Regions from separate parts of the Homo sapiens genome. Here region 2 is linked to region 1. The links are chromatin contacts, found by Hi-C or POLR2A ChIA-PET in ENCODE. All regions are on one chromosome and are shown on one strand. Each heading gives the region's core, a stretch centred on a gene start or an enhancer-like site at or near the end of the contact. The rest is flanking DNA. Distances are from core to core; before and after follow the strand shown.

What was found. Hi-C counts contacts between places; a loop is a spot of excess contacts on that map. ChIA-PET counts read pairs that join two places held with the same protein, here RNA polymerase II (POLR2A). Pooled maps may share reads with other maps.
Region 2: a loop to region 1 is called in a pooled map, with 2.4 times the contacts of the local background. The contact joins the promoter of ZNF619 here to the enhancer-like site in region 1. A Hi-C loop is called at or near these places in 10 of 50 pooled maps. POLR2A ChIA-PET finds 5 or more read pairs at or near these places in 4 of 52 experiments (Caco-2, H1, K562 and 1 more).

What each region holds. Positions count from the first base shown.
Region 1 is chr3:40,329,561-40,335,212 of GRCh38, reverse strand. No RefSeq gene overlaps it. Among named protein-coding and RNA genes, the nearest start is that of EIF1B, 23 kb to the right of the region's middle. Within about 2 kb of position 1,617, at least 2 of the 41 ENCODE cell types and tissues checked have a DNase peak (open chromatin) inside an H3K27ac peak, as active enhancers do.
Region 2 is chr3:40,473,250-40,478,803 of GRCh38, reverse strand. ZNF619 (zinc finger protein 619) reads right to left here and starts at 1,682. Exons shown (of 5, transcript NM_001145093.4): 1 at 1,447-1,682; 2 at 801-886. The coding sequence starts at 824. RefSeq lists an enhancer at 1,369-1,508.

The DNA.
Region 1 (5,652 bases), core at 368-2,867:
TCAGAGAATGGTAGGCTTTCCTCATGTTGAAGGCCAATCCCACAGCTAGCCCGCCTGTTCTTGCCTTCGCTGAGGGACTTTACTCAATTGGTTACTCCCTGTCTCTCCACTGTCTTCATCCTGTTCTTTAATCCTTGATCTTGCCTCCTGGTTTAAAGGTATTTTTGAGTGCCCAAACTTTAAGAATTAAAATATTTATTTCACTTCAATATCTACTACTCTATCTCTGCTCTGGAAAGAATCATCTATACTGGCTTTCTCTATTTTCTCACTTCCAATTCTTTTCTCAGCTCTCCACAATATGCTTTCTGGCCTCACTACTCAATTTAAACTGCCCTGGGAAGGGTCAACAGTGGCTGCTGGATTATTAAATCCAGTGGAACCAGAGGTCACAAACTGGGGTCTGTGGGCATGCTCTTGTCCATGGATGGATTTCTCTTGGGCTTCATAGTGCTTTCAAATTTTTGAGTTGATTTCAACATTCAAAAATTGGGAAAGTCCATATAAAAATGCAGAATTCCAGCATCTCTTTAAAAATTGGAAGCTCTAACAATACTGGCCCCACCTTCTTGCATGGAAACAGCCTCTTGAGTAGACTAGTAGCTACCTCCCAAAGAGGATACCTGCTCTCCAGGGCCCCTTAGGCCCCACTTGGGTTTGGCCTTAGATATTTGATCACATTGGCTTTTGGCTTATGGATATTTGAGTTTTAGGCCTTCACGTTTATTAAAGTTAACTTGTGTCATTATCATCAAGGTTAAGACTAAAATTGTGTCTTCGTTAGTGTTCCTCCAAAAGCTGACACTGAGACTAGGATTGGGTGCAAGTAGTTTATCTGAAAAGTGATTCCTAAAAGCTTGGTGAGAGAGAAGGGAAGTGAGTCAGAGAAGAATGAAAGCCAATACAAGGTGAATTAATGAGCTGGAGGCTAGGGCAGTCACCTGGGGCTCCCTCCTGGGGGACCTTCTGAGAGACATTCTGAGAGAAGAAGTGGAACCAATAGTTGAGGAAGCTGGGGTGTTTGTCCACCAGCTCCTGTCCCTCATTGGAACCACTCCTGGAGCATTAACTCCCTGGCACTTCCGGGCAGTCCTGCTGACTTGCCGCACATGCCCACAGCCAGAGAATGGCCTGTCAGAGACATGCAGATGTGTAGGGTAGGAAGCTGTGGGCCTGTGGGAACTGTAGGTGACTGCCAGGTGCACAGTAGGCAGGGCCCTGACAATGTCTACAGAAAGCTGATTTCATCTCATTTCCCCATCATGCCTGGCACGGAGTTAGCACTTCATAAATGTGAGTGGTTGGAAGTTCTTGGTTTTCTTATGCTTCCCCTGATTACTTCTTATCGGAAATGAGATGAAGTTAAATGGGTAATTGTATAATCCTAGTTTGTTTGAGTCTCCCTGTGTAGTTGGGGCGGGGAGGGGAGGGGAGGAATTACTGAAATCATCCATTCTTTGCCTATAGGCAGATCACAGCTTTCCTTGAGAGCACTCTTGTTGGTTCCCTGAGTACAGTGTTGGATTTAATAGTCAGGAAAGTCTATTTTTACTTGGTGATGCCTCTGGGTGTTCTTCTGCAAGGTTCTGGCCTGGGTCCAAGTTGCTGTGGCACTGATTCCCAGCAGCATGTGGCCACAAGGATAAGGCATGAGTGAATTAAAGTTTAATTAAAGGTGAAACTCCAATATGGATGGAGCTGGCTGTCTCCTGCTGGGTAATTAGTGAGGCGAGGGTTTGAAAGGGCAGCACAAAGATCCCCGCTGATGTCAGACGCTCCTCCTAGGTATGTCCTCTTGGGCAGTTTTGTGGAACACCTTTTTTCCTCCCTGGCAGTAGAATAGAAAGATGTTGTAAACTAGTAGTAGAAACAAAGAACACCAATGTGGGTGGCCTGGGGTAGCAAATGCGAGTGGCTTCTCATAGGTTCATCATCAAATCGGTTACCATGACTTGCAGGCTCCTCCTCCTGAGCCCTTCAAGCAGCCATCTGGGAAAGACCAGGTGGAAAGGCGTTCTTGGGGACAGACCTAACTTTCATGGGTGTCAATGAGCGCTTTGTCCCGTGGTCTCCCTATTCTGGTGTACGTGTGAAGTGGAGGAGGGTCAATTTCTCAGCTTCTGTCCCCTTCAGGGGGTGTACTCAGAGCTGCGTGTTAGACTTCCCTGACCATTTTATCCAGAGCAGAACCAGGCTCCAAGGACCCCAGGAAATGGAGTGCGCGGACCTTCACAGTAATATCAGCAGTGCTAACAATAACTATACCGACGAAGTTCAGCAAGCACTCACTGTGCAGAGTGCAAGCTCAGGCAGTCATGCATCATCACACTCACTCATTCACTCCTCCCCGCAACACCGCAGCTCTGCCGGCACTTGCATCTTCCTTTTCACTCTCCAGGCCTAGTGCTCTCACAAGGCCAGCTGAAACAAATCTCTGGCGTGCTCATTGCTCTGCTCTCCTCAGGGTCCCTCATGATCCCTCCTTTCAGACAGCTGCAGCTCCTACCACCAACGGCTGGATTATTTTCTTATTTCCCATCTCAAATTTCTGAAAGCAAGAACATCCCAGTCTGCTGGGACCTGAGACTTATGCAGTTTTAGAGACCCCCTTTAAGAAAGGAATAAAAGCATATGAATGAATGCAATACTAGGCTCAGGGGCAAGGAGGAGGCCTGGACAGGCGAGGCACCAGAAAGTCCCAGTGTGTTTGTTTCAGGGTGAGTCGGCCTCTGCTAGAGTCTAATAATACGTTTTTATTCTGGTGGTTGGGGTGGAGTGGGGTGACAAGCCATGGTACCAAACCCAGTTATTAAAAGCTGGTGCATTTGAGCATGGTCCCTGTCTCTGATGTTCTCCTCTCAACCACGCAAGGAGGCCCGGTCTTCCAGAGTGGACTCAGCCACCTCACCATTTCATGTGTATTCATCCAGAAACTGGGCTTGGGAGAAACTTCCCTGGGGCCTTGGGCTAAGAAGCACGCACTCCATGGAGTTCTGCAGGCAAAGGTGCAGACATGAGGTAGGGAATCGTCAGTGGTCATTTGGTGTCCCATACATTCCTTGTTCCTTGTGTGTACAGCTCCCTTAAAGATGTTATGGAGATAAGGGATGGCTGGACCCAGCCAAGTTGGGGGCATTTGTAGGGTTCATGGACCCAGGCCAAATTGTTATCTTAAAACTACTGAAATCTTTCCATGGTTCCTAACACCCATCTCTGATTATTTCCCTAGCATAGGTGCCTGAATGTGAAAAGATATGAACATTTTAAGGAGCTTGACATAAAATTTCATTTGCATGAAATTCATTCAAATTCATTCAAATGTCATTTCAGAAAGTCATACCAATTCACATTTTCTCCAAAGAGATGTGCGTTTCCACTGTACAGTGGCTTCACCAACAATGGATGCCACCATTTAAAATAATTTTATTTATTGTTTTTCTCTATCTACAAAAGTAATAATGATGTTCTTTATAAAAGTTTTAATGTTGACAGAAATATACAACTGAGAAAATGAAAGCCCTCCCATTCCTCCTATTCCCTTGGGTAACAAATGCAGAGTGGCTTCTCCTAGGTTCATCATCAAATCGGGCACCATAACTTCCAGGCTCCTCCTCCTGGGTCCCTTAAGCAGCCATTTGGGAAAGACCAGGTGCAAAAAGGTTCTTGGGCATAGACCTGACTTTCATGGGTGTCAATGAGCGTTTTGCTCCCAACTATCCAGAGATAACCCCCATAAACCGTTAGATGAATATTTATTTATGCAGATATCTTCTGCGTTTATGTTATGATGGAATTTTGGGGCTTTGTTTTTTAACCAAAATGATGTCACACCAGATATACTTCTTCAAAACTAGCGTTTTTAGTGTTCCATATGGATTTCTTCTGGGCCCTCTTTATACATTCCTAAAGAAACTCATTCATTCATGGCTTTAAAAATATTCTATGGGCTGATACCTCCTGAATTTATGTCTTCTCTGAGCTCCAGACTTACAAATCCAACTAGTTGCTTGACATCTCTGATTGGATGTCTCTTAGGCATTTAAAACTTAACATGTTCAGGGTAGGTGTGATGTCTCACACCTGTAATCCCAGCACTTTGGGAGGTTGAGGTGGGAGGAACATTTGAGCCCAGGATTTTAAGACCAGTTGGGCAACATAGTGAGACCCTGTCTCTATTAAAAAAAAAAAAATTCAACATGTTCAAAATGGAATTCTTGTTTCCACTCCTCAATCCTGTCTTTCTACCCCAGCCTCCCTCATTTTAATAATGTCACTCCCAGCCACCCAATTTCCAAAGATAAAATCCTGGAAGTCATCTTTTCCTTGCCACTTATGGCCAACACAACAGCAAGTCCTGTTAATTCTATCTCCAAGCGAGTCTCTTGTCCACCCACTTCTCTGCCTCTTTACCACCATCATTCCACGTGTAGTAGCCTCTCATTGGCCTTTTCGCCTCTGCTCTTGCTTTCTGTACGTTCCTCTCTCTGACTAACAGCCATAATCAGCTTCTTAGAATAAATCCAATTGTTCTGCTCCCATGCTTGGAACTCATCAATGCCCTCAGATAGCATTCATGCATCTTGCCATGGTCTGTGAGGCCCTGTCTAATTGGCTTGCTTCTCAGCTTCACTCCTCTCATGCCAACCTATGTCCCCATCCTGTGCTCCAATCACTCAGGTCCACTGCTTTCTCACGGGAAGACTTTGCGTTTGCCAAGCCCTCCTTCTGAAGCTTGCCACCTCCCACTCTTTGCCTGCCTAAATCCTTTTCAGTTCTCATTGATTTAACCATTCTCCTGTTGTTTCAAAATTTTCAGTGTTATAAACAATAGTGCATTGAACATCTGAATGCATTCAATTTTGTCCCACGGCTTGATTGTTTACTTGTCATAAATTCCCAGAAGTGAATTGCTAGAGGGAAGGGAATTCTTATGTTAAATTTTGGTGTGCACAACATTGTAATGTCTTCGTGATCCTGCTGATTTTCCTCCCTATATTCATCCTCCCAGGAGAAGCAGACCCCAGATGAGGGTTTCAGTGCATGTGGTTTCCCCTGTTGCCAAGCAGGAAGCCCCACTCCCTGCCTTCCAGGAGTGCAGATACCCCTTGGATGGAAGCCTGGAGGCCCCTCCAGGCCTGCCTGCAGCCCTCTGAGTCAAGGGCTTTGTAGGGGTCTGTTTGGTGACTGGTCTTCCCCACTTTCTCCTACTTCCATCTTTCACTAGAGTGTTGGAGCTGTCTTTCTAGGCTGCCTTTGGCCCCATCCTTATGATAGATAACAGAAAAATGCTGCTGTTTCAGACAGATACAGGGTACCTTTTTCTAGTTTCCAGAATGAAGGCAGGTTTTTCCATATTTTTATATTCTGTAGGCTAGTGTTTCAAACATGCCTGATCTCACGAATCCTTCTGAGCACTTGTTAGAAATGTAAGCCCCTCTCCTCCACAGAGATTCGAGTTCAGGATCTGGGAGATGACAGGTCTTAAGAGTTTGTGTTTTTCACAGTGTCCTGGTAATTTTAATGATCAAGGAAGTTTAGAAAATGATTCCATAGGTCATTTCCATGAGGCACTAGAAGTAGCTCCAGGTGTTCAACTCCAGTATTCACATTGCCATTTTATGCGTAAGTCTCACATTTCCTAAAAAGCATAAC
Region 2 (5,554 bases), core at 433-2,932, 140 kb before region 1:
TCCTTGGGATGGAGCTTTCTCATTACAAGATACATCCATTACATGATAAACTCAGCTTTCTCATTCCATGATCTAGGACACTGGAGAAAAATCCAGTAAAACCATCATCTACCACCAAGAAAACTGGAGGGAAAAGTCCTCCCAATGCTACATGAATTTGTAGCCAAGAAAGGATATAGACTCTCACAGAGGTTAGACTGACGTCTTCGCATTGAGCTAAAGGCACTGGCTTCAGCTCCAAACTCATCATTCCTCCAAAAATACATCTCCCTCATCAATCTACATTTTCCACATGTTTCCAGTTCTGGCTTCACTGTACCTTAACTGAGTGGTCTGCAGGGTAAACTCCTCCCTTGGAAGTGTCTATTTAACCTCAGAAATGGCTTTTCTTTGTGTACTGTGAACGCAGACTAGCACTCCTCAAATTTTAATCTGCCCTTTAATTTTCCAGATCTTGTAAAAATGTAGATTCTGATTTAGGAGATCTGGGGAGGGGGCCTGACATTTTGCCTAACAAGAGCCCTCTGTAATGCAAAAGCTGCTCATCTCCAGGCCACACTTTCAGTTCTCATGAATGCAGATTCCCACTTTCTAGGATAATTCATTCCTTCTTTTCCAACCTACCTGACTCTCCCAAATTCACCTACTCTCGTTCGTCAACTCCCCTCGCATACTGTTTTTACATACTTTATTGAAGGATGTAAAACTAAGCATGAGACTGGCCAAGTCAGGCTACTGGGGCTGTACTGACCTTCCATATCTGTTCTGAGTATGGAAAGCTGAAAGAAAGCTCTGCTCACCTGGAACCACACTGTCTGGAGCATGGCTGATGACCCCTGGCTTCATGCACTGCCCTCTAGGTTTGAAAAAGTAAGAACCTGCGGAGCTAAGAGAGAACCACAATGAGACTGATCTGTCTCGTCTCCTACACTTGCCGCCTCTTCCCCTCTGTCTCCTGCCACTAGCATTGCAGATATTCTTGGCACACTAGCTGCTGTCATTCACCCTCTCCACTGATTCATGGGATGTTGCAAATGCTCCCTCTGCATATTCTCCTATAGATCTGCTTGGTGACACTGGAAACTCTAGAAAGAATATCTGTAAAGTAAGAGTCAAGAACTGCAGTGGATTCGTGGCTGTTTTTTAAAAAAAATTCTTGGCCCCACTATGAATGCATTACTAAACAGTTTGTATTGAATGCTTCTAGTGTTCATGGCAAAAACCCAAAACAAGTCTCTGGAGAGAAAGTAGGATATAACGGGGACCCCTAAACAAACCACAGGCTGCAGGACAAAATATAAGTGGTGACCCAGCCCCGGGTGACAAGGGTAAGACGCTTAATGTCCCAGCGGGTGATGCTGACCGAAGACCTAACCGGGATCTGAACGCTCCACCCTGGGAAGCAGGAGACCCTATAGTCACGGCTCCCATCCTCCCCATGAATACCGCGACCCGAGGACATCAGGCCAGCTCCTCGGAGCAGGAAGGTCGAGGGCGTCTCTGAAGACTGGGGACTGGGCCCAGGCTCTGGCGGCGGCGCGGGCCCCTCGGCGACCTCTGCAAGGGCCCAAAGCCTGACCTCCAGAACAGGTAGCCGAGTCAGGGAAGCCCGGGAAACTCAACCCGAGCGCTCGCAAGGTGGCCAAGACGGAAGCATTAGCTGGCCGGCCGTCGGTCCCTACAGCCTCTCTAGGAAGCCGGGAGGCTGGCCCTTCTCTATGGTTCCCACGAAACGAAACTCCAACCCTTCGCTTCCCTTCTCCACAACCGCTCTGCGCCTGGTTTGTTTGTTTTTTAATTTTAATTTTTTCGTGTGTTTTTTGAAACGGGGGTCTCGCTATGTTGCGCAGGCTGTTCTCGAACTCCTGAGCTCAAGCTGTCCGCCCGCCTCGGCCTCCCAAAGTGCTGGGAATACAGGCGTGAGCCACCGCGCCCGGCCGCTCCTGTTTTTCTTTATTATTTTCTCTTATGTCTTAGTACCCCAACTACATGATAAATTCCTCCATATTTAACAATTTGTAACTTAATTAACTGAATTCCTAATTCCTTACCTAATTACTTAATTCCTAACTTAACCTTCTAATGAATTTATAGCCCCTGTCTCCCACTGAATGACTGTGACCTAAGACCATGGGGTATGGTGTCTCATTGTCTGCGTTCCTGGCTCCACTCTATATGGACTTGCTCAAGTTATACTTAAATCGTTGCCTCAATTTATCAGTTGAGAATGGTAAAAGTTTGTAATTTATAAATTCAGTGAATTAACTGAGTCAATTCATGCAACAGTTTTGTAAACCAAAAATAAAATTCTAAGTCCCCCAACCAACTGAATGGACCACTTCTCTCAGCCAAAACATTCCAAAGAAAACCTGGCAATCTAGTTCAGGCCATGATGGGAAGCAGGGGATCGGACTTGCCTCGTTATGCCCTTGGAATTCAGGCACTACGGACCAGCATTAACATTAAAACAGAGATCTTGAGACTGACTAAAACTTTTTTTTTTTTTTTCCGAGATGGAGTCTTACTCTGTAGCCCAGGCTGGAGTACAGTTTCCCGATCTCGGCTCACTGCAACCTCCGCCTCCCGGGTTCAAGCAATTCTCCTGCCTCAGCCTCCTGAGTAGCTGGGATTACAGGAACGTGCCAACACGCCCGGCTAATTTTTGTATTCTTAGTAGAGACGGGATTTCACCATGTTGACCAGGCTGGTCTTGAACTAGACCTCGTGATCGCCCGCCTCGGCCTCCCAAAGTGCTGGGATTACAGGCGTGAGCCACCACGCCCAGCCCAAAACAAACTCTTTATAGCAATAAGACATCAAATTCTAACCTGACTCTAGTATAGTCTCATGTGACAGATAACAGGCCCTGAAATAAACTGAAGTATTTTACCCTAAAATGTATTTCTTTGACATATTTTGAAATGACCCTGTAAAGCTGTCTTTTGTGAAGAAAATCTACATCCTGTAAAGAATCCCCTTCACTTTCAAAGTGTTTTCCTTGATCCAGTAGAGAATTAACTAAGAGTTTGGCACCTTTTGAAGTCTGGTAAGAAACATTTACAATCGTTTCTCTCTGAAGCCTGCTACCTGGAGGTTTCATCTGCATAATAAGAACATTGGTCTCCAAAACCCCTTATCTTAACTCAGACATTCCCTTCAATTGATTCCAGGTCTTTAGCTAATAACTTTTTTTTTTTTTTTTTTTTTTTGAGACAGAGTCTTGCTCTGTCGCCCAGGCTGCAGTGCAGTGGCGCGATCTCGGCTCACTGCAAGCTCTGCCTCCCGGGCTCATGCCATTCTCCTGCCTCAGCCTCCTGAGTAGCTGGAACTACAGGCGCCCGCCACCATGCCCAGCTAATTTTTTGTATTTTTAGTAGAGACGGGGTTTCACCGTGTTAGCCAGGATGGTCTCGATCTCCTGACCTCGTGATCCGCCCGCCTCGGCCTCCCAAAGTGCTGGGATTACAGGCGTGAGCCACCGTGCCCAGTCCATAACTCTTTCAACTAATTGCCAGTTAGAAATCTTCAAAAGAAAAGAAAGGAAAGGAAAGGAAAGGAAAGGAAAGGAAAGGAAAAAGGAAAGGAAAGGAAAGGAAATCTTTGAATCCACCTACGCCCTGGAAGGTGCCCCCACACTCCCCACTTCGAGTTGTCCCTCCTTTCCGGATGGAGCTAATGTACATCCTACATTTATTGATTGATATCTTATATCTTCCTAAAACATGTAAAACCAAGCTGTAGCCCGACCACCTTGAGCACAAGATCTCAGGACCCCCTGGGGCTGTGTCGTGGGTCACTGGTCCTCATATTTAGTTTAGAATAAATCTCTTTAAATATTTTACTGAGTTTGACTCTTTTTATGGACAGAGTCCAGTTCTGTACTGAACTAAGTCAAAATAAGTGCTATATTATTGCTGACATTATTATTATTCGTGCGTATCTCACCACTCTCCTGTAAGACACTCCCGTATCTCTTTCTGCAGTCCAGATTTAATAACACTCATGGCAATAGTGCTTCCTATTGGCCAGGCAGTGTGCAGATAGCTTGGAGTTAGAGGTCTGGGTTTGAAACTGCCTGTTGATTTCTAATTATTCTACAAAAGCCTAAAATTCAAAATGTTCCAAACTAATCTCATCATCCTTCCCTCATCCCCCTGTTCCTCCTCCAGGGTTCCCCCACCTCAGTGAATGCACCAGTTTGCATCCAACCAAGAAACTCATTACACTACTGAACTCCAGCCTGGGCAACAGAGTGAGACCATGTCTATAGAAGGTATATATACAGTTTCATATTATTTAGGAAAGCATAACTTAGGGCCAAAATGTCCTATAAAGGTATGAAAATTTCACCTGTTATAAGTCATTCTGGACCCAACACCTTTTTATATTTGACAACTTTTCCGTCTCTTGTGTGGTTATTAGTCCATTCAGGTTTTTAATGCCTTTAACCAATTTTGGTACTTTCTTCCATAGAAAATAATTTGGCATAGGCTGTCAAATTTACTGATACAAAATCATCTTACTTTTTATATGTCCATGTCTGAAGGGATTTGTCCCTTTTCTTGTATCAATTACTGTTTACCTATACTTTTTCTCTTTTATTGAATTTTTCACAGAACCAACTTTTAGTTTTTTCATATTTCATTGCTTTTTCTATATCATTGATTTTTAGTATCATTTTTCTTTTTCATGAACACGTCTAATACCATATCGTGTTTCATTTTATCATTATTGATTTATTTCTTAAAATCTGAAAGACGTATATTCTTTTTCTAGTTTTTGAATAGCATGCCTAATTTTTTATAGCTTTTTGGTTCTCTCATACTTGTATTTATGTCTATAAGCTTTCTTCTGAGTCTGTTTTAGTCATACTTCATGTTTGATTATTCTTATTTTTCTGATTTCTTTTTTTTTTTGAGACAGAATCTCCCTCTGTCACCCAGGCTGGAGTGCAGTGGCGCGGTCTCGGCTCACTGCAACTTCCCCCTCCTGGGTTCAAACGATTCTCCTGCCCATGATAGGGTGGGATCATATACTATGATCATCCAGAGATGCAAGAATGTTTCAACATATGTAAATCGATCAGTGTGATATACCACATTAACAAAATGAAAAATAAAAATCATATGATCATCTCAATGGATACAGAAAAAGCATTTGACAAAGTTCAACATACTTTCATGATAAAAAAAAAACTCTCACCAAATTAGACATAGAAGGAATGTACATCTGGGCATGGTGGCTCAGGCCAGGCGCGGTGGCTCACACCTGTAATCCCAGCACTTTGGGAGGCTGAGGTGGGTGGATCATCTGAGGTCAGGAGTTCGAGACCAGCATGGCCAACATGACAAAACCCAGTCTCTACTAAAAATAGAAAAATTAGCCAGGCATGGTAGTGCACGCCTGTAATCCCAACTACTGTAGAGGGCTGAGGCAGGAGAATTGCTTGAACCTGGGAGGCAGAGGTTGCAGTGAGCTGAAACTGTGCCACTGCACTCCAGCCTGGGCAGCAGAGCTAGACTCTGTCTCAAAAAAATAAAAAAGAAGGAATGTA